Linked DNA regions of Homo sapiens: regions 1 and 2 are each linked to region 3. A link is a loop called in an ENCODE intact Hi-C map of the cell type or tissue named here. Cell type or tissue: endothelial cell of umbilical vein. All regions are shown on one strand.

Region 1 (8,000 bases), 440 kb after region 3:
ATTCATGCTGAGAATAGGAGACAGATTGGATTTTTATGGCTACTGAAGTGTCTGGAATTGGTGGGATATCAGTGGAAAGGAAATTTTGTAGAGAAGTACTAAGGATGAGAAGTACTAAGGATAAGAAGTCATTCTACTATTAATTTCATACATTACTCCAAATATTTAAATCAACTGCATACCACAGGTAAAAATATATTTGAACAATTTTCTATTAAGGCATCATTAAAATAATTCAGAAATATCTAACCTTCTGGATTTGGAACTTGTAAGTATCATACCCCTCATTCCTACCCTGACATTTGAGAAAAATCTCAAACCATTGTTTTTAAGAGATAAACAGGGTGGAAAAAAAATACCCTAGTTGTTCTAAATCCAAAGGATGGCTGCATCAACATGTTAAATAATCAGAATTTAGGCATTTTTAATTAAAATACTTAAGCTCCTACTCTTCATGTCTTGTAAAGTTATACTTCTGTGAAACAGTGCCTAATTTATGTCGTGAGAATGAAAGTCATTACAAATGTCCATATTAACCTTCTATCTATTCACAAATCATAGCACAAGTTTTCAAAGCTTCTATGTAAACATTTTTTAAAAAGAATTTTCTAAACTAATTTATATTCTGATTATTCTATGTTTTTGTATACTTTAAGAGCCACATTAAGCATCAATAAAAATTGAATAAATAAATAAATAAGTAAATAAATAAAATGTAATTTAGTGTAATGTAGTGACTAAGAACATGGCTTCTGGAGCCAAAATGCTTGCATTCCAGCCCAGTTCTGTGTTTATTTGCTGGGCGATTTGGGCTATCTTACTTAACCTATCTGCTGCAGTTTTTATTCTATAAAATAAAAGAGGCAAAAGACTTAATGGTGTTAGTATGGCTTTAATACATAGAAGCCATTTCATTACAAAATATTCAGTTTTGATAACTCGTTATATTTGGTCATATTTGCTTTAGATCTCTGCCTCATTTTTAAGAATTAAAACATAAGAGATGCAGTTTAAAGTTTCCTCATTTATGTCTCTCCCCAGAGATGGTTTTTTTTTTTTTTTCTTTTGAGACGGAGTCTCGCTCAGTCGCCCAGGCTGGAGTGCAGTGGCGCGATCTGGGCTCACTGCAAGCTCCGCCTCCCGGGTTCACACCATTCTCCTGCCTCAGCCTCCCGAGTAGCTGGGACCGCAGGCACCCGCCACTATGCCCTGCTAATTTTTTTGTATTTTTAGTAGAGACGGTGTTTCACCGTGTTAGCCAGGATGGTCTCGATCTCCTGACCTCGTGATCCGCCCGCCTCGGTTTGAGAGCTTGGTTTTTATCGCTCCTATGTCTGTTATAATTTTATATGAATCTATAATTAATGTATAATATTGTTTTATATACTTAATTTGAAATTTCATGCTTATTTTGCAGATTTATTAGTGAGGATTTAAATTTTTGCAAAACGTGTATGTTAGTTCGTTTTCACGCTGCTAATAAAGACATACCCAAAACTGTGCAAATTACAAAAGAAAAGTTTATTGGACTTACAGTTCCACGTGGCTGGGGAGGCCTCACAATCATGATGGAAGGTGAAAGGCACATCTTACATGGTGGCGGCAAGAGAAAGAGAGCCAAGGGAAACAGACTTCCCTTTATCAAACCATCAGATCTCGTGACACTTATTCACTACCATGAGAACAATATGGGGGAAACTGCCCCCATGATTCAATGATCTCCCACCAAGTTCCTCTCACAACATGTGGGAATTATGGGAGTACAATTCAAGATGAGATTTGGGTAGGGACACAGAGTCAAACCATATCAATGTGATCACCTTTTATTTAAAAAATTGTGCAATCCTATCTTCTACTGACGCAAAAGTTCAGCCTTTTATCACTTGGTGTTTCAGATAAGAGATCTGATAAATAAATAGCCTTAAATTAATTATCAGAAGATCTGTTCATCTTTCATCTGTTAAAATATGTCCCACAGTTACAAAGTAATTAAAGTTCAAACACAAGTGTAGGTATAAAATTTTAGTGGCTTAAAACTGTCAAGCATTTGTTTGTAAATATCCCTTGGATGAATACAGTCAATTCTCATCAAGCTGAAAGATGGGGATGGTTTTGGTGTACACGAGTTACTGATGAGAAACTGAATAACGCTGTCTGGAAAAAAAGAGCAATAAAATACCAAAATACTCTTAACTAATAGCATAGAGAGAGAGAGAGGAAGAAATAGCTTCAGCTAGACTGCCCAGAGATATGTCTCAGCAAAATGAGCTTCTGTTACTGGGGCTGATCAAGAATGCAGGAGATAGATATCATGGGAATAAGAAAAACAGTGCCTGAATGGTACATCAGCTTGACTTGATGGCCCTCTAGGGCTTTCTTGTTCTTGTATGAGAATGTGCTTCTGTGTTCATTCATCAAAGATGGCGCTATAGCATTTCATCATAGCAAAAACATATTTTTAAATTGAGCTCTCATGGAATCTGTTATACATGGTTTCCTCATATGACACTTATGATTTGATGCTTCTGCTTCCAAGGTAATCTTACATAACTCACCTTGAATTTCATTTACTCTACTTGGCCAGAATTATATAATACATGAGATTTTACATACGAGAAAATCATTGACTAATAAGGTTTTATGAGTCAAAACAATGAAACTTTCCAGCTAACAGAGATTTATTTTCTCCGTTAACCTCATCATATTGATTTATTGTTCAGAATTATTTAAAACTAGACAGTAATTTGCCTCCTTCCACAACTTTTTTCTTTTTATCTATCACTTTGTTATTGTTTTTTGAGAATTCTTCTGGACACAGACTTGTGCCAGAAAATTCAAGTAGTTAAAAAACAAGTAACTCATATGAAGCATATTTTCAAGTACATTTTAGTATCAGGATAGAGGGCTCAGAAATGCACAAAAAGAACTATAGATACAGCTTAAACATGTTAAGAATCTTATAGAGAATAATCAAGCTAGTATGACAACACCAAGAAAGGATAGAGCATATGCAGGCATAACTAAAAGATTAAAGAAAGCAGTAAAATTAAAATAGTTCATAAACATTGATAGAAATTAAATTAATGGGGTTGGAAGAGGAGTAGGACAAAAAAACAGTGATTTTAGGGGGAAATGAAATCCACTTTGGCTGACATAAAATATTTAAAGAAATAGTAACAGAGTAAATGAGAACAGATCTTAGGGAAGTCTAAATACTGAAAGCCTGAATTTTAGTAGGCAAAGGGGAATGTGAAGAATTTGAACAGCTGACTGTCATATAAGATAAGCTTTAGGAACATCTTCTGACTTGAAAAATGTCTGAAATGTTCTTGGTGTCTTTGAAATTTAGAAAACTACATGGATATGTCTGAACATGGCTTTTTTTTTAACAGCTCCAAATCTCCTGTTCATTATTGCACTGTAGTCAAAATACAGTATTTGCTTCTGGTTTCTCATCTTGTTATGGCTTTCTACATTGTTCTACTTAAAACTCAAGATATTTTCCAAATGTGTCCTAATTATTTTGCTTTTGGCAACCCTAGTCTAATTGCCACTGTCATGTCATCCTCTACTTCAGTACATAAGTCAAGAAGTAGGTATTTAATTCCAAAATGCAATTTCAACCACGCTACTCTTGTACTAAAACTCTTTTAATGGCTGCCTATTGTTTAATTGACTACAGGTTTAAATCTAAGATCTTTTACCAAGAATTTAAGTACCTTTGTGATCTGACTCATGTCTTTCTTTCCAGCCTTATTACTTGTCCTTCTCAGAATTTTTTTCTATGTAATAGTCATTAAATAATAATTTCTTTCCATGTCATGCCCTCATATCTTTGAATCTGCCATTGTTTCCACCCAGAATGATTTTCCCTCCTTTGTCTGTTTTTATATCTTCCATTCTTTCTTGATAATATACTATAAGTATGCAGAAAGGCTTTTTCTTCTGACTTTTGCAGGCACAGTTAGTCTTCCTCTAAAATGTGTTCACAGACCCCCAGTACCACTTTTGGAAATGCAAATATTTGTTCCACTAGACTGTAAGTTATTTGAGTCAGTGCCTCTCCAGGTTAGTAGCGGAAATATAGCAAACATAAATTTTTGTTGAGTGAATGAATAAATAAAGTATCCATTCTACAGGATAGAAGCAGATACAAAACAAACATAAATATCTGTTGAGCAGATGAATGAATAAATAGGTATATCAGAAGGTTTTATTGCAAACAAATAAGAAAAATATGTGTTTATGGTAATTAGTGTATAGCTATGCTTTTAACTTGAATCCTCCTTTAGTTATTGATCATTTCTGATAATTTGGCATAGTTGAGATAATCATGGACACAGGACAAGTTTTATTGCTGCCATTAATTTAAATGTAGGCAGTTACAGTAATTTATCCTGTAAGTATTCATCTTCAGCCTGCTTAAATATTATAGAAAGAGCAATAATTGCTATAGGCAGGAATATTAAAAATGGTGATAGATAGTAGAAACCTGAAAAGGGTTAAATCCACAGAGATCTGAAAATTGGTTAGTTTGTCAAATCAAAAGCATAATGATTGTGTATCAGAAGAGGGCAGCAAAGTGCAGCCCAGGCCAAAAATCTGAACTTGACCAAGTGCCCTGATGTGAGATGAAGAGTATGACTAAAGACCCCTGGAGAGTGAGTGCAACATTTAGCAATAGAGAAGTGTAGGAGAACCAAGAAACTAATCCACTGTCTTTGTACCAAGGGCAGTAGCCAATATAATATATAAAATTTTATAAGAATATAAAAGCAGTATTGTTTTCACTCTCATTATCACATTTTAATCTTTGAAACAATTCTCCATGGCATGGATAACTAGATACTGTGTGTGGGAAACAATACTCAAAGAAGGAACTACTAGGAGAGACCAGAGCCAAGACTACTCTTAGATAACCCAGTCTAGGTGAGCATGAGGAGTGTCAGGTTGAGCAGAGGGAGAGTCTTTAAGGTTTCAGTCTAAAGAACAAAGGCCAAGAGCAGGGTCCAAGTATCACAGCAAAAGGAGAGCAGCAGGAAGCCAGAATTAGGGGACAGGTTGAGAGTCTGGATACATGATAGCTTTTGGATGGGATTGTGGGGATTAATTCTGAAGTCTTGGATAGCATTCCTCCTGACTAAAGATGACTTGTCATGCTTGTATCAGTGTGAGAACTCACATGGCTAAAAGAGATTTGTCCCGTTGGAAAACAAACCTTTTGATATTTCTTCATTGCCCAAAGTTATTAGTATGGCATTTAAAGTTGAGAATGATCTACTAATAACATTGCTATTTGTAGTCTTACTGCCTTCTTCCTATTTGATGCACTTACAGCATTTTATATATATTTCCTTTGTATAATTTAAAACATTGTATTAAACTTTTGGTTGATATATCTTTTCTCCCCGTCTTGTAGTGAGGTTGTTTCCAAAGGTAAATGTAGAATAGTGTTTTGGCTCTCCAGCATTTTTGTTGAATGAGTATGTTATTAGTACTTACCTCAGTATAGATGAATATGTTTTTTGCACTGTCATAGAGCATAACATTTTGCAACCAAATTATAGTTCACTGTCTACTTGTAACTAAAGTGATCATTACAGCCAAAATTAACACAAGTATTTTTGTATTGCAATGACAGAGGGATTCTTTGAATTGGGGCCTTATTATTAGAGGAAGTAAGTCCTAAGAAGCTCTATCGTTCCCATAAGCCTGTCAAAAAACTGCCAATGCTCAGGACTTTAAACATTTCTGCTGTTTTAATAATATTTGCACAAGGGCATAATCAGAAAGCCACAATTAAAATACACATTACAAGTGCTTACCTATCCATCTTCTCCCTTGCCCTCTATTATTTTCGAAGCCCTAATGACAAAAGAGAAAATTGCTCCTACCAGATTAAAACCTTTTGGTTTCTTTTTTACTAATAAACACGTTTTTCCCTTGGCACTCACAAAATGTAAATATTTACTTTGTAGGTTATTTTAATTATTGGATTACTCTCTGAATTATTTGAGTCACACTCAGTGCTTTCTAATTATTATCACACTTGTTTACATTTCTCTTTCTTAAATTTTAATCAGTGTATTTTGTGCTCAGTGAAGTAGCATGTCTAAAACATATTGCTTCAGACAGAAAATTAATATTGCTCAAAGATATAAAATTAATATTAATATTGGTTCAAAGATAGAAAATTAATATTGCTTTTAAAATTAAAAGTTAGGAGAACTACTTACTGAAGGCAAGCTTTATGCAATCTCTTACTCATTTTAACTGATTTAATAACAGAGCCCATATACCAATATCATGGTTGAAAGGCTTTGTGGAGAAATATTATTTTAACCACTGAAGTACCAAAAATAAACCTTCTGAAGCCATTGCTTAATTTCATATCTATATTTTAAAAGCATATCATAGGACATGGATGAAGCTGGAAACCATCATTCTCAGCAAACTATCACAAGGACAAAAAACCAAACACCGCATGTTCTCAGTCATAGGTGGGAATTTAACAATGAGAACACTTGGACACAGGAAGGGGAACATCAGAACCCGGGGCCTGTTGTGGGGTGGAGGGATGGGGGAGGGATAGCATTAGGAGATATACCCAATGTAAATGACGAGTTAATGGGTGCAGCACACCAACATGGCACATGTATACATATGTAACAAACCTGCACGTTGTGCACATGTACCCTAAAACTTAAAAGTATAATAAAAAAAGAAAAGAAAAAAAAAAGCATATCATAAATTGTTATGGATTCATTCTTCTCTTGAAGAATATTTTGCTTGATTTTGGTTTTAGCTGATATAACATAAAGTTCTGAGATTAATAAAAAGTAATTATTATAGTGTACCCCCAAATTTTTTTCTAATATTTTCTGTTTTAACCAAGTCTGTAATGCTTTCAGTGATTATATGGAAAGCAGCCATATAATTTAGATTTTTAAATGGCATAATCAAAATTTGCCCTTTGTTCCTAAAAGGACTTTCCATTTTAATAACAATACATTTATGAATGTATGCTAAAGTATAAAATGTTCAAGTATAATATTTCTGCAATTTTGTTGACAAATTAAGGCTAACATAAACTCTGAAAATGTACTGTTTACTATTTCCGCTTCCAGTATCTAAACATTTGAAGAAATGTTTCGAACTGGAGCGAAAGTATTTTATACTTGTGTCGTAAGTTTTCCACAGACCATGACATAATAAATTGTATTTTCTATTAATTTCAGAAGTATATCTTTAACATTGCAACACAATTCTAAATAAACAGGGAAAACTAACCTGAAGAAAGAAAATCATATGTTTCTTTCCATTAACAACTTATATAGTAATTTAATTTTTTTTTCTGTTAGGAGGATAAAGTGAGTAAAAATTACGAATGTCACGTTGACCTTAGAAACAGCTATTCACTGCAATCTGTGTTATTTTTAAAGCTATGATTTGGCAAGACTTCTTTGTATTTTTTAAAAAAGCAAATTCATTTAGAATATACATCTGGACAACACCATTGCCATTTAGAAGAAAACACAAAGAAGTGAACATCGAAGAGTGCTTTTCTGTGTGTACTAACTTTGCATGGCAAAAGTTCAAAAGCAGCAGGAACTTCCCATCTGTTTGCAAGCTGTCTCAGACCACTTGATTTACAGAAATTCTATTTTCCTTTTGTAAAGGGCACACTTCTCTAACATTTTAAAAGAAATTTCAGTGTTACTTAGGAGAAATGGGATCACAGTAGTAAACACACTGTTGGTGTGTATTATTTGTACACAGTAATAATTCTTAATTTGGTAATAAGAATTATACTTTCAAAACAAACGAAACCACTAATAGGTAGAATTACATTATTTATGAAAGAACTCAGAAGAAGCAATAAAAACAAATAACTGAATCATGTGAAAGCATAGTACACAGGTGATAAAACAGATTATAAAATATATAGTGGATTCAGTCAATCATTGACAGATTTTTGGAAAGATATTGCACTTGCGAGC
Region 2 (8,000 bases), 270 kb after region 3:
GAAGTATAACAGCAGGCAAGGAAGGGAATAGCAAGTGACTGCAATGGAGTGCTATTTGACTGACATTTTATCAGAGCCAAATGAGAAGAACCTAGTCATAGAAAGACATAGTAAAGTGTTTTCACTGTGGAAGCAGGAGGAAGTTTCCCAAGTATGCTAGTGAATTTGGTGGGGTCAAGGAATAATGAGAAGTCCAGTATTGCTGGAACATGGTAAGCAAAAGAGAGGTAGTAGGAGAGAGGTCTAAAAAGTACTTGGAGTTGTCCGGGCGCAGTGGCTCACCCCCAGCACTTTGCGAGGTCAAGGTGGGTGGATCACTTACAGTCAGGAGTTCGAGAGCAGCCTGGCCAACATGGTAAAACCCCATCTCTACTGCAAAATATAAAAAAAATTAGCTGGGTGTGGTGGTGGGCCCCTGTAATCCCAGCTACTTGGGAGGCTGAGGCAGGAGAATCACTCAAACCTGTGAGTAGGAAGTTGCAGTGAGCCGAGATCATGCCATTGCACTCTAGTCAGGGTGACAGAGTGAGACTCTGTTTCCAAAAAAAAAAAAAAAAAAGTACTTGGAAGTACTTGGACTCAAACTATGTTGGGTTTGGTAAGGAGTTTGGATTTTATTTTAAATGCTATGAAAAGCCATTGTAAATTTTAAACAAAGGATCTGATGTCAGCTTATCTAACAAAAAGAATAATGTGATATGTGGAGAGAACCATTCTGTGCTAAGTATTATGGACCAGTTGCATGTGTATGTGTATGGATATGAATTATGCATATACATAACTAAATATGATTTAAATCATATGGTCCTGTAAACATTTGTAATAATTGAAAATATGTCAATAAAAATACAGTTGAAAAACAACATCCAGTGAAAAATCTTAATATGTAGAAAGACAGTGTGAAGTACTTATTGACACCTGGATGTTGGATGTCACTGTACCAGGGAACCATGGACCTGCAGCAGTAGGAGGACATACTGCCTGCAGGTGTGAAGGTGCAAAAAGAGAGAGCAATGTTATTAGAGCTAGGTAAGAACTGGTGACCTGGAAGTCAGGAGACAAAGCTGTCGATATAGAGAAACATTTTCTGCCAGATCATAACACGAAATCACAGAGAAAGCAACGCAGGAGGCAATACCCTGATGTCTACTGCTGGTCTCTCTAATTGACTGAAACCAATTCAATGTCTGAAGGCAAGGGAGGCTGGATGCTGCAGTTTAGAGGCCAGCCTCCCAGGGCACAGAGTGAGACAGACAAAAGTAGAGATGGATTTTTGTGAACAGAAGGAGGTAAATGAGGTGTGTTTGTTTACATAGTTAATTCTCACAACACTATATGGTAGGTACTTTTGTTATCCTTAATTCACAAATGAGAAATATCCCTATGCCACAAACCACAGAGGTTAGCTACTTTATCTGTGTAAGTGCTCAAGGAAAGATTTAATCCCAGTCTCCAGGGAAACTATTGAAAGCAATGTTTTCAGTTTCCCTGAAATTGAGTTTGAAGAAGGGCCACTTCCAGGCATGAGACTCATCATGCCTTTGGATGATACTACACTGCATTGGCAGCATTGATATCACAAATTTAAGGGAGATAAAGGCATCCTTTTGGAGGATATTCATGTTTGTGAATAGGAGGCATTCCTTAGCTCTCAACTGAAAAATCCCAAGAAAATAACTTCTAAACTGTGGAAGAAGAGAAGACTGACATCTCCTTTCCAGTTGAATGACTGCTTATCCACCAAGATTGTTGACCTGACTCATGATATCAGATTAGGAGGAGAGACCTTTGAAGATATAACAGTGCATTTTGATAGAGTGAGTCAAGATCTGTCCCCTCCCTTAAATTCCTGGTTCCCTAGATATACAGAAGATAAATTATGCCTATTTACAGTACTACATATTGAACACCACAAAAGAAGTTTGGACATAAGAGGAATTTATATGGTGTTACAATCTGGGTATCAGTTGCAAGATGTGACCTCATCTTGTCAGGGACCACCAAAACTTAAGGAAGCCACTGGGAATTGAGTTGTTCATTAATGATGCCTGTTGAGGTCAAACTGGTCACTCTTGCTCTGTAGGCAAGCAATAGGTTAGCAGTGATGACCAACAGAGCAGAGACTTCCACTTCACCAACAGCTAAAATGTGAGATGCCCTTTTCCTTTTGAATTGATCATGAAACTGAAGCTTTAAAATGAAGAGGACAAAGTCAAATTAATTGGCATAAGCCTTTTACAAAAGTTAGAAAATCAAACTGTCAAATCTTTTTAGAAGTCTTCTGTTCACCAGAAAAGTGGTTTGACAGAGCATTGCTGGTAAACATTATTAGAAAATGAAGATAATTTCATGTTATAATTGAATGAGTTATACATGCTTTGATTTTAGATTATACTTTTGAATCACATCCTTTTGAGAACAAAGTGATGCATAAATAAGTAAATACATTCTAGTCCTCAGGTTTTGCTACTTATGTGTTTTATTTTTTTAAACTATAAGTTCTGGGATACCTGTTCAGAACATACAGTTTTGTTACATAGGTATACATGTGCCATGGTGGTTTGCTGCACCCATTAACCCGTCACCTATATTAGGTATTTCTCCTAATGCTATCCCTCCTCTAGCCCCCCACTGCTCGACAGGCCTGGTGTGTGATGTTCTCCTCCCTGTGTCCATGTGCTGTCATTGTTCAACTCCCACTTATGAGTGAGAACATGTGGTGTTTGGTTTTCTGTCCTTGTAGTAGTTTGCTTGAGATAGTTTCCTGGTTTCCAGCATCATCCATGTCCCTGCAAAGGACATGAACTCATCCATTTTTATGGCTGCATAGTATTCCATGGTGTATATGTGCCACATTTTCTTTATCCAGTCTATCATTGATGGGCATTTGGGTTGGTTCCAATTCTTTGCTATTGTGAATAGTGTATGTAGTAATACTATATATAATATACTACCCAGAATTGTATGAAATGCTGAGAAATGGCTAAAGAGTTCTAAATATCTTTGAGCTACATTATGTTTTAAAATAAGGCAGATCATCTACCATTTTCTCTGTGAAAACTTTTAATATATCTTAAAATAGCAATAAAGTAAAGACACAGGAAACTTCCTGGGGATTAAGGGCTGGCTAGAATTAAAGGCCAAATGCTTTCAACAACTTCTAATCAAAGATGAATCCTCAGGAAATGCCTTGTATCCTCATGATTATTGTTTAATTAAAGTTCCTTACTTGCATTTAATCTGCTACCTCTTTATGGTTTGTTAATTATTAATCTTGAGGCCTCTGTGATAAATGGCCTTTCTCCTTGACTTCGTTTTCATACACTTGCCCCATTCCTAAACACGTGTCCTTGGGGAAAAATTAATGAATCCTAAAACACCCTACAAAATGTACATATTAATTTATTTCTTAACTGTAGAATAGTATATTTATTTCAATGGTATTTAAAGCAAAATGCAAGTAAAACTCTGCTGACCTCCATCCTGTAAATAACATCCTTGCCTAGTATAATAACAATATCATTTTTAAATCATCTTGAATACAAATTGCTTCTCCTATATAATTGTTTTTATAACTGTAAGAAAAAGAGCTAAAAGACAACAACCAAGGCAATTTATTTTATGTTTTTGAGAAATGAAAATCCTGACAGCTACTGAATAATTTACTCTCATCTGAATACCGACTGTAAATTTTATGTATGAGGAATGGGAATGATTTGTTTTCAAACTACAGGTAATATGAGTTTTCTTCCAGCCTCTCAGCAGTTGAATTTCCTTTGAGTGCTTAAAAATGCCAAGCCATCTTTAAGGTGTTTCCTTTGCAACTTGCCTCTTGTAAGAAATGCTAACATATGAGGGAAATAGTATACATATATGGTTTATTGCTTGAGAGTATTATTAGCAGCTGCTTTTTAAATGTATTCTTTAAAAAAATGTAGGTTGTAATCCTTTCCACTGAAACCTAGGAGTAGCTAAATAATGAGGCTAAGCTCAGGAAATGTCAGAGGAAGGTGCATCCTGGGAGTGTGTTAGTCCATCACTTTCAGGAAGGGACAATCTAGTCTTCTGTCAAGTTGGTCTGTTCAGGCTTTCTCCATGTGGCAAGCTTCCTCCGATTCATGCCTCTGTAAGTAGTTATAGTTCAAATAGGAGTGGCTGTCCTAGGTTTCAAACTCCCCTTCTAGGAAAATGTTTCCATCATTCACCATTTCCTACAATTGTTATACCTCAAGCTGAAAAAGCTATGCCTAGCTGGGAAAAGGCGGGATTCTGGAACTCTCCTTTTCCGGTCTATCACCTGAATTAAAGCCAGAGGGAGGGGAAAGGGATATAGCACATCATGATATCTCCACTGAAATGGAATTTTACAAAAAGTTTTAGAAACGTACAGCTGATTCCTGAATGCATGCTTTAATTTGCATAGACATAGAACTAACTAGGAAATTTGGTATTTCCAAAGTTAGGTTTATAATACTCTTGACATTTTTTCACTCCACCCCACCTTTCTTACATATTTGTAGCATTCTAAGTTACTTTATTTGAAAGTAATTAAACAGAGCTACGGTGGGATCACATTCTTTCTTTTTCCTCTTGACAAATGAAAGCCCAGCTCAATGGCTGTCCAGCTGATAGCCTGCAATATGGAGTCTGAGCTGGACTGTTAAAAAGAGTGTTTGCACATTTCCTGGGCACTCTGGACTCACCTGTTTTTTCTGCAGTATTTGTTGATAAAATTGAGGTTTAAAAAAACAGTAGTCCATGAATTCTTCCCAGTTATCTTCTATCATAGGAATTTTCATAGGCTGCTTTGTAGGCATTTTTCAAACCTCTATCCATCACCTCCCATAAGGACACCACACTATCATATTATCCAAGAAAAAAAGACTTCTTATTTTCCATCAGAATGAAAATAATCTTTAAATCAAGGATAACCCTTGATATAATGCCAGTGTAAATTCATAGCATCCATGCTTTCTCCCAGAATAAAAATAGAAAATGATATAAGATTAAAGGTTTTATGTTATTGTTATAGCAAGTGGGAATTCTAAAGAATAAATATTCTTACTGTGGTTATAATAACTTCTTTTCATGGGCAATTTTCACATGTAGGTAAAACTTAAAAGATTGTATGCTTATGTTCATAGCATCTACAACATAGACTAATAATGTTCACCCACATACAACACTAGAAAATTGCACGTAAAATTGCAGCAAAGATAAATTGCCTAGAAAATTCTTTAAGAATTTTTTGCCCCTTTTAAAGATAGAAGGGAAGAAAATCGTCCTTTCTGACTTACTCATTCTCCTAGTGTTGAGTATATTAGATAAAATTATCAGTTGTGCAAAATTATCGGAGAGGAAAACGTAAACATCTCTAGGCAGTTCTCAAACTGTCTTCTTTTAGTTAAATATGGACACAAAACTATTAAATAGTTTTAAAAAGTATTTAAACTCTGTTTTTCTGTCCCTCTTCCTAGTTGCCTTTTTTTGATGTTTCAGAGATTTTTTTTTTTAAGTATATGTTATTTGCCATTTCTCTTATCTCTCTTTGTGAAATTAAACAGTTTTTTCCACAAAGAGTTGTTTTGTTTAAACCACTCATGGGTGCAGGAGGGGACATGAGCAGTTTTGATGCAATTCTCATATTCAGTCGCTACTTTTGGAAGTGTCTCCAGCCACCAAGGAGGGACTCTAGAGGAATGTCCAAAGCTGCTGTCCTTCCTCTTCTGCTGAGGCTCTCTGTGCCACTGGCCAGCAGGGTGCAGTGTCTTTCTTGGCTTTAGCTTTATTTTTCAAGATATTTTCTGGCCTCATCAGGGTCACTTTTTTTATTGTCAGCCAGCTTCTGAACTCTCAGGAACAGACAACCTCACAAACAAAATGATATTATGAAAAACAGACCCCAGATATTGGCACATCAGCAAAACAGATGGGGATTTGGGAAAGCAAAAAAAAAAAAAAAAAAAAAAAAAAGGAAAAAACTTCTTTGGAAAGATTGCCATTTCTCTACTATATACAAAATGTTGCTCCATACTCTACTATCCAAAGCATTACGAATTTTAACTTAAACAAGAGAATTCTAATGCAATTACATTAAAAGAGAACATGTTGCATAAGTCAATAGAAGGGATCCAATTGTAAGATTTTAAAGAATTTGCTTGTCAAAGTCTCTGGATTACTGGTTATGAACTTTTGTCTAACAACTTCAGAGGCTCAGCAAATTTAAATAACTGAAACAAAATTTATTAATAAGAATTGTTTATATAAACTTTAAAGACTTTTTTTGATTAAAATCCTTAGTCTTTCTAACTAACCTAAGTTTAAAATGATTGATTAAAGAAATGTGAAATTAAATTTTTTTCCCAACATTGAGATCTAACATTTATAGAACGTTTACAATGGGGGAGACACTATATTTGTAAACATCTGAATTATCCCATTTAAGCCTCAAAATAACCCTATAATAAAGATAATTTGATCATCTCATATTTTAAAAGATGGAGAAACTGAGAAGTATGCAACGTGGTCCAGCTCACACAGCTAGTTCATGGTGGAGCTGGACTGGGCTCCTGGCAGTCTGATTCCAGTCAGTGCTCTTAGCTACTAGACCTTACTAACTCCCGTTTCATTCAGTCCCTCTTGATGCCTGTGGTTCTCAACTTTGATTACACACTAAATAATTGAAGATTTAAAAATAATACCAATGCCCAAGTCTTATTTCAGAGCCATTAAGTCAGAATTTCTGTAGTGGGGAGATTTCATCTGGGCGTTAGTAACTTTTTAAAAATTGGGATTATTCTGAATTGCAATCAAGATTTAGAACTGCTGTTTAAACCAACAATTGTTTCAGGCAGTGAGGCTACAAGATGAAAATGATAAAAAGTTCCTTCCCTCATAGGGGAGTGTATTCATTTCCTGTGGCTGGTGTAACAAATTATCACCAACTGAGTGGCTTAAAACAACAGAAATTTATTTTCTCACAGTTTTTGATGCCAGAAGTCTGAGATCAAGGTTATGGCAGGGCTATTCTCTCTTGGGAGGCTCTAGGGGAGAGTTCATTTCTTGTCTCTTCCAGCTTCTGGTGGCTGCCAGCAGTCTTTGGCTTGTGGCCACACATGTGATTGCATTTAAGGCTCACCTGGATAATCTCCCCACCCAAAGATCCTTATTTAATTACTGTGCAAAGACCCTTTTTCTAAATAAAGTAACATTTACAGGTTGCAGAAATTAGGATTTGATATACTTGAGTGGCTATTATTCAACCTACTAGAAGGAGTTGAACAACTGGAGAGAGAATTTAAACATAGATTAAACATGCTATTAAGATAATGATGATATTTATAATAGTTCCAGAGAAGTTAGGGAGACAAAAGGAATCCACACTTTAACCAAAGGTTTTTTAGTTTACTCACCTGATAGTCTCTTAATACAGATTACTCTCCATTTGTAAAGGCTATGCTTTAAAGTGACTATTACTTCCCAGGTTTAATTTTTATTTTAAAACAGTGGATCTCAAATTTTATCATGAATCAGGATTATTGATCTGGGATGGGGTAATGGCAAAGAATGGATATTTGACTCATTTATGGTTATTTAATAATTTAATGATCTGGTGAAAAGGGTGAGAATATGTATATATGTATGACATTTTTATAAAATATTCTTTTATCCTTGGGTTATTAATATCTAATTTTTTATAATGCTTATTAACTCTTACAAAAATCATAATTCTTAAGAGGTAATACAGATGTATTATAGAATGTTCAATGCCAGTACTTTTTTCAAGCTAAATATATCTGTAAATATTTGTTTATCGATTCAAACTTTTTAAAAAACAAAAATGCCATTTTAAATAGTAGATCTCTTGGAGCTTACCGAAGCTATTGTTGAGCATTTGGAATTGCCTAGAAATTGACAATAGATTTTTCTAATAAAAATGTGACTAATGATGTAAAACCTTCTCACTTCCAAAATTAATCTGCAGTTCAATGTAAAGACCA
Region 3 (8,000 bases):
ATATATACCCTGTAATGGGATTGCTGGGTCAAATGGTAGTTTTGTTTTTAGTTCTCTGAGAAGTCTCCCTGGGAGAAATCTTAAAGTGACATGATGCCTCAGAGCAAATATCCATGTGAATATTATCCCATCTTTTGATTTCCAAAAATTATTTCCTGAGCTCCACTGATGTGGTTCTACATTGGTCTGTGCAATGTTGGCATAAGTAAGACAAAGAAAAAAAAGAGGGCTCTACTGAACACCTATGCTTATCTCTCGGTAACTCGCTCCTTCTCGAATCTCTGGTACATAGGAGGTAGCATGCATCATTTTACCTCTATTTACAGGTACTTGGACCAAGAGTGGACACTATATTTAATGAGAGTTCACAGACTAGTCTGACTTCAGTGGCCTGGCTCACAAAGATGGTCTAGGCTTCCTTTGTTAGAAACGGAGTTAAGATTTGAGGAGAAGGGTTGTTTTCTTTTCTGGCAGGGGGTGTTGTCATGGGGGTATAGTAATAAGCAGATTTATGAAGTGCTGCATGGTCACACTAATGACAAAGCACTAAAGTAAAGCTTTTTGGACTCCTGCTGCCAAAGTCACCAGAGCTACCATGAATATATGACGCTCTCTAGTCCTAACCTCACTGAAGTTTATTTCTATTGTAGTCCCTCCTTCCAGATTATTGTGTGATTTCTTAGTTATTTACTACTATAAACCTGCTTGTTTGAACTAGTTCAAGTGAGTCTCTGTTTTTTTGTGACCAAATGAGTAACAAAAATGATTCTCTGCATTAATTTAATGGTTGTAGAGATGTAAAAGAAAGAATGGGTTTAAGGTGTAGAATCAAAATACCTTAGAAATCCAAAAGACATGGATGATAGGGAGAAGGAAGAGTCAGAGATGAGTCCCAAACCCTTGCCAATAGGTAACACAGAAGACAGAACAGGGATTGAAAGAAACATATTGAAGTCCAGGTTAGACATGTTAAGACTGTGGTGCCTGTGATTTTTTGTTATTGTTGTTTTTTGGTTTTTTTTTTTTGAGACAGGGTCTTGCTCTGTCACCAGGCTGGAGTGCAGTGGCATGATCTCGGCTCACTGCAACCTCCATCTCCCAGGTTCAAGTGATTCACCTGCCTCAGCTTCCCGCATAGCTGGGACTACAGGCGCACACCACCACGATCAGCTAATATTTTTTGTATTTTAGTAGAGACAGGGCTTCACCATGTTGGCCAGGATGGTCTCAATCTCCTGACCTCGTGATCAGTCCTCCTTGGCCTCCCAAAGTGCTGGGATTACAGGCATGAGCTACTGTGCTAGGCCAACTGTGAGATTTTTAATGGAGATGCATATTAAAAAGTTGGATATGTAAGTGTGGACTCACTTTCATGTGCTACTCTTTTTTTTTTTTTTCCAGGAAAGAAGGCTTAGTTGATATAAAAATCTTACATTCAATTATTTATGATTAAGGATTTTGACAATTGAAGGTTTAACTGGTAAATTGACATAGACTGCATCAAACTAATATAACATCATGCTATTAATGAGGTTTCATTCCTTTAAAATAACCTCGTTTTGGAGGCACAAATTTTGAAGAATTAGTCATGAATTTATGATGTCTCCAAGGTAATTTAGGTGTGGAAGTGCACAGCTAGACTCTCTAAATATCATCTTTGGTTCTATTGCATTGGAACACTTATAAACCAATATCTTTAGTGTATTTTGGCTTTCCTCTCAGTGACCCAAGTGGCAAAAAGATCTATTAGCTAAATAAGCACACAAGGTTGCTTCTTGGTAAATTAAACATATGAATCTAAATAATGTATTTTCCAAAACCCCACTGAAGCTATAGTAAAGGAATATTATGAAAGACATGAACCCACAAGTCAAAAGGAATCAGAGTGGAGACAACAGCAACATAATTTTGGAAAATGAAATGATGGATAAGTGGTAGGCATTATAGCAAACTTATGAAAACTCTATACTAAACTTGTGTTGCAAAAGGTAAGAACCAGTTCAATTTACTTTGAAGAATTTTAAAAGAGCCAAGGATTTATGTGATTAGCTACCTTTGGCAGTTGGAGGGTCCAGTGGGATGTATTTTATAAAAAGGAAAACTAATTGAAAGCTGCTTAGGAAGGAGTTACATTCCTGGTTCTCCTTTCTCAGTCTGAAAATTTAGGTAATTGCCTCCATCCAAGTAAATCAGCAGAGATTTGTTCTCTGGAGGAGGTCAAACAAAAGGGCATTGAGGGATACCAAGCATAATTAGTGATATCTTACCAAAAAAGTGGTATTAAGTTAACATGCATACTGGAGGCTGAATCCCACCCCCTCCTTACTCTACCCTATAACTAGATTACTGGTTATCAGAAATTTGCCTTCCAAGAAGAAAATAGTAAGAGTCTTCTCTAGAGAATCTGATGAAAATGTAAATATTAATTAGAGGGGCTCCCTGATGGCATGGTCCAGCCAGATTACCTGCAGTGATGTTTACAGTCAGAAAGCCCCTCCTGCCCACTCAGTGTTTCAAACTGGGGTTTTTCATCACCGACTCTAAAATATGAGCTGACAATCAAGGCTTATAAATCTAAGGGTGACCTTTAACATAAAAGATGCAGATCAAATAGCTAAAAGTAAAAAACTATGAGGTCGAAACGGAGATTCTGCAGAGAGAAAATCATAAAAATTTGCATAATATTTTTAGAGAGATGTCTATAGAAACAAAGGAACAGAATGCTATAATAAAGACATATTAAGATAATAAAAATGAGATTTTAGTAATTTAAATTATTACAAAGAAAAGATAATTGTAAGAGCTGAGAAAGTTCCCTCCCAAATAATCAAACAATAACAAAAAAAGACAACAAAAACTAATTCACCATCACCATCACCGTCAACAACAAAAAACAGAATAAGAATTCAAGTGAGGAAATATTGGAAGAGAGCACAACAGTTTCACTACCCAATTAACAGAAATTCCGGAAAGAGACCAGATAAAAGAAATGGGAAGAAAATTTCAAAAATAATTTTACAACATTTCCTGGAACTGATTCGAGGGCTCCTCAAGTATAACACATTTGCTGAGTACGGATGTATAGGTTGGGCATGGAACCACTCCAAGGAAGCACTGTGTATGCATAAGCGAAGTCATGCAGTTCACACCTACAGGTGGTGGCTCTGCGTCCTACCAAGACCGATGGACATGAAATTTCATAATTCTGGGGAATGACAGAAGATCCTACACTCTGTGGGGGGTGTGTGTGTGTGTGTGTGTGTGTGTGTGTGTGTGTGTATGAGAGAGAGAGAGAGAAAGGAAGATAGGGAGAGAGGGAGAGAATGAGAGAGATGAAAGAAGTGGGAGGGAGAGAGAGAGGAGGGAAGGAGAGGGAGGGAGAGAGGAAGGAAAGGGGAGAAAGAGAGAGAAACTAAAGGATCTAGAATCAGAATTGATTTTTACTTCTCATCAACAGCAGTGAAACCATGAGACAAAGAGTAATGCCTTCAAAATTCTAAGGAAAAGTAATTTCTAACTTAGAGTTCTATACCTAGCCAAGTACTATACTTACAACCTAGGTGACAAAATTATCTGTATACCAAACCCTTATGACATGCAGTTTACCTATATAACAAACATGTATATGTACCCTTGAAACTGAAAAAAAGCAAAAGCATAATAAAACAAATCTTACATGTTTGAAAATGTTTCTTATCTGCATAATGGTAAGTTTGGGGAAGGGGAAATGGGATGTAGAGAAGAGAGGACCATTTTTGTCTCAACAAACACTGATTATTTTAGCTACATTTAAAAAACCAAATTTGATTAAAACAAAAATGAAGAAAAAGCTACTGATTACTTTTAAAAACCAAATTTTTATGGAATTTGGTGAGGTATTATTTGAAAACCAACAGCATCTGCTTTCAATCATTTCAAGCAATTTTTCACTAAATTGGCACCAAGGCCATCTTGCCTTTTGGCATGTTTATGATATGTATATCATGTGAGTCTGTGTGTATGTGTGTATTATTTATTCTACAGCTTAAGGGTGAAAAGCTTAAAAATGGATTTCTTGGAAGCATTGGGATCCTATTTTTATTCCACTAGGTGTCAGCATAGTACCGTGAACCTGAATGCTATTGGGTTAGCAATCATTAAATCATTGCTTGTTCATAAACATGTTTTTATTTATCTTTCCAAAAATGATGATGTGAAATTTAGATTTAATAATGTAATCATCTTCTGCATTGTAATCATTATTCTCTACTCAAATGTTCCTTTTCCCCCTACCTATTCAGATTAGTATGAGCTGCTTAAATTAGTTAACCTTTGGTGCTAATATACATCAGGGAATAGAAAAAGAAAACAACTACTGACAGAAATGACAGCAATGAATGTGTTTCCTGCATCTGAACTTTGGATTTTCAGTCAGTGTTTTTTTTTTTTTTTAGTAGGTTAAGAGAGACATTTGGCTGACTGGGAAGATCAAAAGTATAACATTTCCACCATCTGTTATCTAGTTTATAAATATGCTTTAAAGGATATGAGCAATAATTGACTAGTTTAGTGCCATGGCAACTGATAAGTGTTCTTGTTAAGAGGACGTGTTGGGTAATTATTGTTAGATATTTTTAACTTATTTATTCCCCCTCTGACTAATCACTGTAGCATCATTGGCTTTGGCTTTGTATTGACTTGACCTTGACTCATCTCAACATCAGCCATACATATACCTATATGTGTATATGTGGATGTATATATATACACACACATATATAAACTCACATAGACACACATATAAATGTCAACAAATACAAGGAGCATGTCTATCTTTATTTTCTGTTTATTATAATTAGAAAAGTGGCTGAAACGTAATAGGTATGCGATAAATATTTGTTAGACGAATTATTTAAAGACAATTTGATAATATATATGTGTAAGAGATTTAATTATTAAGACTTGGTCACTTATGGATGCAGATAATTAGGAAATGAGAAAGTCCCTTGGGGTTTCTAATTTAGAAGTCTTGGTGGTGGCATTCATAACTACGTGGGACTCCAGGAAGAGTTGTAAGTTCAGCAGGATAGATAATGAGTTCAGATTCTGCCATTTTGAGGCAGTGGAGTGGACAGCAAACTGAAGCTGTCTGATAGGCATTGGCTATAAAGCTCATACATTTTGTAAAAATATTTGAGCGGGAGATACAGTAATTATCATGATGTAGAATGGGTCAGAGAGTAGATAAGTTTACCCAGGCAGGGTTTGTTCAATGAGGAGAGAAAAAGGCCAAGGGCAGAAACCTTGCAGAATAACATTTTAGGAATAGTGTACAATGAAAGGGAATCCTGAAAAAGAAGCTGGAAAGGAAAGAATAAAGTGTTAAGCATAAAAAGTAGTGAATTTTGGACGGGCGCAGTGACTCATACCTGTAATCCCAGCACTTTGGGAGGCTGAGGCAGGCAGATCATGAGGTCAAGAGATGGAGACCATCCTGGCCAACATGGTGAAACCCCGTCTCTACTAAAAATACAAAAATTAGCTGAGTGTGGTGGCACGTCCTGTAGTTCCAGCTACTTGGGAGGCTGAGGCAGGAGAATCACTGGAACCCAGGATGCGGAGGTTACAGTGAGCCGAGCCGAGATCACACCACTGCACTCCAGCCTGGTGACACAGCGAGACTCCGTCTCAAAAACAAAAAACAAAAAACAAGAAACAAAACCCAAACAACAACAACAAAGTAGTGAATTTCAAGAGAAATAGAATGGTCACCAGGGTCAAATGCTGCAAAGTAGTCCAGCCATATAAGCAATAAAAGGCACATATTTATGAATTAGGAAATTGTTGGTGACTCTGCTATGGAGTTATGAGAAGAGATTACCATTTACAGTATGACTGAGGATGACATAGGACATGAAAGAGTAATATAGTGAATACGGACTGTAGACTCTACTTCGATGGAATATGACTATTCAAAGAAAGGGAATAAAGAACTTGGCAGCTCAAGGTTTGCTAACGCCAGCTGCCCCAAGGTTGAGATTTTATGGAATAGTTAATCAGCAGTCTTCAAACTGAGATATGTACAGTTCTTGAGGTCCATGAAGACTTTACCAAGTACATAGGGTTGAAATAATTTAGAGATTAATGTCTATATCCTCCATTCCACATACACTCTTTGCTAATATTAATTGGCCTTAGAGCTTTAGTTAAAATATCATACTTGTTTTCTTTTCCTACTTTCCTTTTGCAACTACACTTCTCTTGCTTTATCAAACAAAATCACATATTATCTAATCTGATGTTGATCATCCCAGGGTATAAAATCATGGAGACATCAAACAAAAGAAAAATTTGTATTGATGATGAGAAAGTGAATTTCCTCAATGATTCAGAAACAAAATTTTTTGAACGTCAGGGAGTTTCTAATTTTTTGCTTTCAAAACAATTGAAGGAACTGATAAATCATTAAAATATAATTTTTGATAATACATCCCTATGTGACTTTTGGCATATAACATGAAAGGATTTCAATAGTGGATTTATGTTGCTAATACCAAAACATCCATTTCCACCTGTCCTATCCCACATTATTACAAAAAATTTTTCTCATATTTATAAAAACAACCAAATTAGGAATTAAATGTATGCTGAACACTGTCCTTCATCATAAGTAATATTTAGTCATTGCACATAAACTAATTAGAAATGAAACAAAAAAAGAAAAATAATCTCACAGGGTACAAAGAAAAGTGGGAAAGAGAAGAGCATTGGTACTCACAACTGAAGGAGGATTGAGTAGAATGGGAATGAGAACATATGAGAGGTAAGGTCAGTAAGGGGCTTGAATTCTGTGCTGGGCTGGGTAGACAGGGACATAATGGAGTCAATGATTCTAGATTTGAGAGTTCTCAGTAGAGGTGGACTGAAGTGTCAGGTGATGTCCAACGAGGCCAACTATCTGTGACTCCAGTTTTCCCTCAGGATTCATGATTTTAGAAAGGCACTTAGGACAATGACTGTGATGGGATGAATCCTGAAGAGAACACTCTCATCAGATGGTGGGAGGAGATTCAATGTATCTGAGAACACTCATCTCTTGAGGAGTAAGAGCTTGACTGCTTTCTTCACTACAGTATTTTTAAAGCTTAGAACTCTGCCTGGCAGAGGGTGCTCAGATATTTTCTGTTAAATGAATTAGCAATGACTGGCAATAGCCAAGACTCCTGAGTCTTCACTTAGTGGAACTAGAGTGGCCTTTTAACAGAACCTATTTGCATTTACACATTATGTGTTCACGCTATATAGAGAAGGAAAAAAAACGCCAAAATACGTATTTATGTTCATATAATTCAGTTTGAAAGTTCTCTTTCAAATAAATCTCACATGTCTTTCATTAGCTAAAATAAGAGATAAAGTGTTACACATAATCCCCCAAAAGAACATAAGTCATAACTCAAGTTATAATATTAATTAAAATAAATTATATAAACTAGCATTAAATTATTTGCTATGACAATATACATAAAGAAAAAAAGTGGGTGACAGCAGACAAAAAAAGGCTAAAAGCATTACTTAAACTTGGCGTCATGAGGTGATGTTGTCAGAGACTTAGCTTTTAATAGGCCAGAATGATCATGTAAAATAAAACAAGCAACAATCTTAAACTGACATTCCGGGAACATGGGAATGATTTTGAAGTTAAAAACTGTTTTTAGAATAACAGTCCTAATGATATTTTCTGCCAATTAAAAAGGCTATAATTGACAGCTGTTTTAGTCAAGAATTGTTTAGTTGTAATGTATAGAAATCCTATTTTAATTAGTTTTAACCAAAAATGGGGATTTATTGGCCCCCAAAAACTGCACCCTGGAAGCCCAGGGTACACCTAGCTTTAGCATAGCTGGATGCAGGGGGTTAAATGATATCATTAAGACAATCCTCTTTCTTATTTTCTTGGTCTTGTTTTCTTTTGTGTTGCATTTATTTCTAGGTAGACTTTCCCTACTAAAAGAGCCTCAAGA

The links. Hi-C counts contacts between places; a loop is a spot of excess contacts. Peaks named below come from ENCODE experiments on the same cell type or tissue, not always from the same donor. Only the 100,000 strongest peaks of a DNase experiment are listed, where the experiment ranks them.
Region 1: a loop joins it to region 3, with 9 times the contacts of the local background. A loop is called at or near these places in 17 of 110 quality-filtered maps.
Region 2: a loop joins it to region 3, with 11 times the contacts of the local background. A loop is called at or near these places in 12 of 110 quality-filtered maps.

What each region holds. Positions count from the first base shown.
Region 1 is chr2:187,294,742-187,302,741 of GRCh38, forward strand. All of the region lies in intron 2 of CALCRL-AS1 (CALCRL and TFPI antisense RNA 1), which reads left to right. Among named protein-coding and RNA genes, the nearest start is that of CALCRL, 150 kb to the right of the region's middle. In endothelial cell of umbilical vein, a CTCF peak has its summit at 4,587 (motif pointing right); DNase peaks (open chromatin) are centred at 4,610, 5,630 and 7,590; H3K27ac peaks cover 2,488 bases.
Region 2 is chr2:187,132,681-187,140,680 of GRCh38, forward strand. All of the region lies in intron 1 of CALCRL-AS1 (CALCRL and TFPI antisense RNA 1), which reads left to right. Among named protein-coding and RNA genes, the nearest start is that of CALCRL-AS1, 130 kb to the left of the region's middle. In endothelial cell of umbilical vein, a CTCF peak has its summit at 5,750 (motif pointing right); DNase peaks (open chromatin) are centred at 4,171 and 5,771; H3K27ac peaks cover 2,132 bases.
Region 3 is chr2:186,858,944-186,866,943 of GRCh38, forward strand. No RefSeq gene overlaps it. Among named protein-coding and RNA genes, the nearest start is that of ZSWIM2, 14 kb to the left of the region's middle. In endothelial cell of umbilical vein, a CTCF peak has its summit at 4,104 (motif pointing right); DNase peaks (open chromatin) are centred at 4,208 and 4,458; H3K27ac peaks cover 801 bases.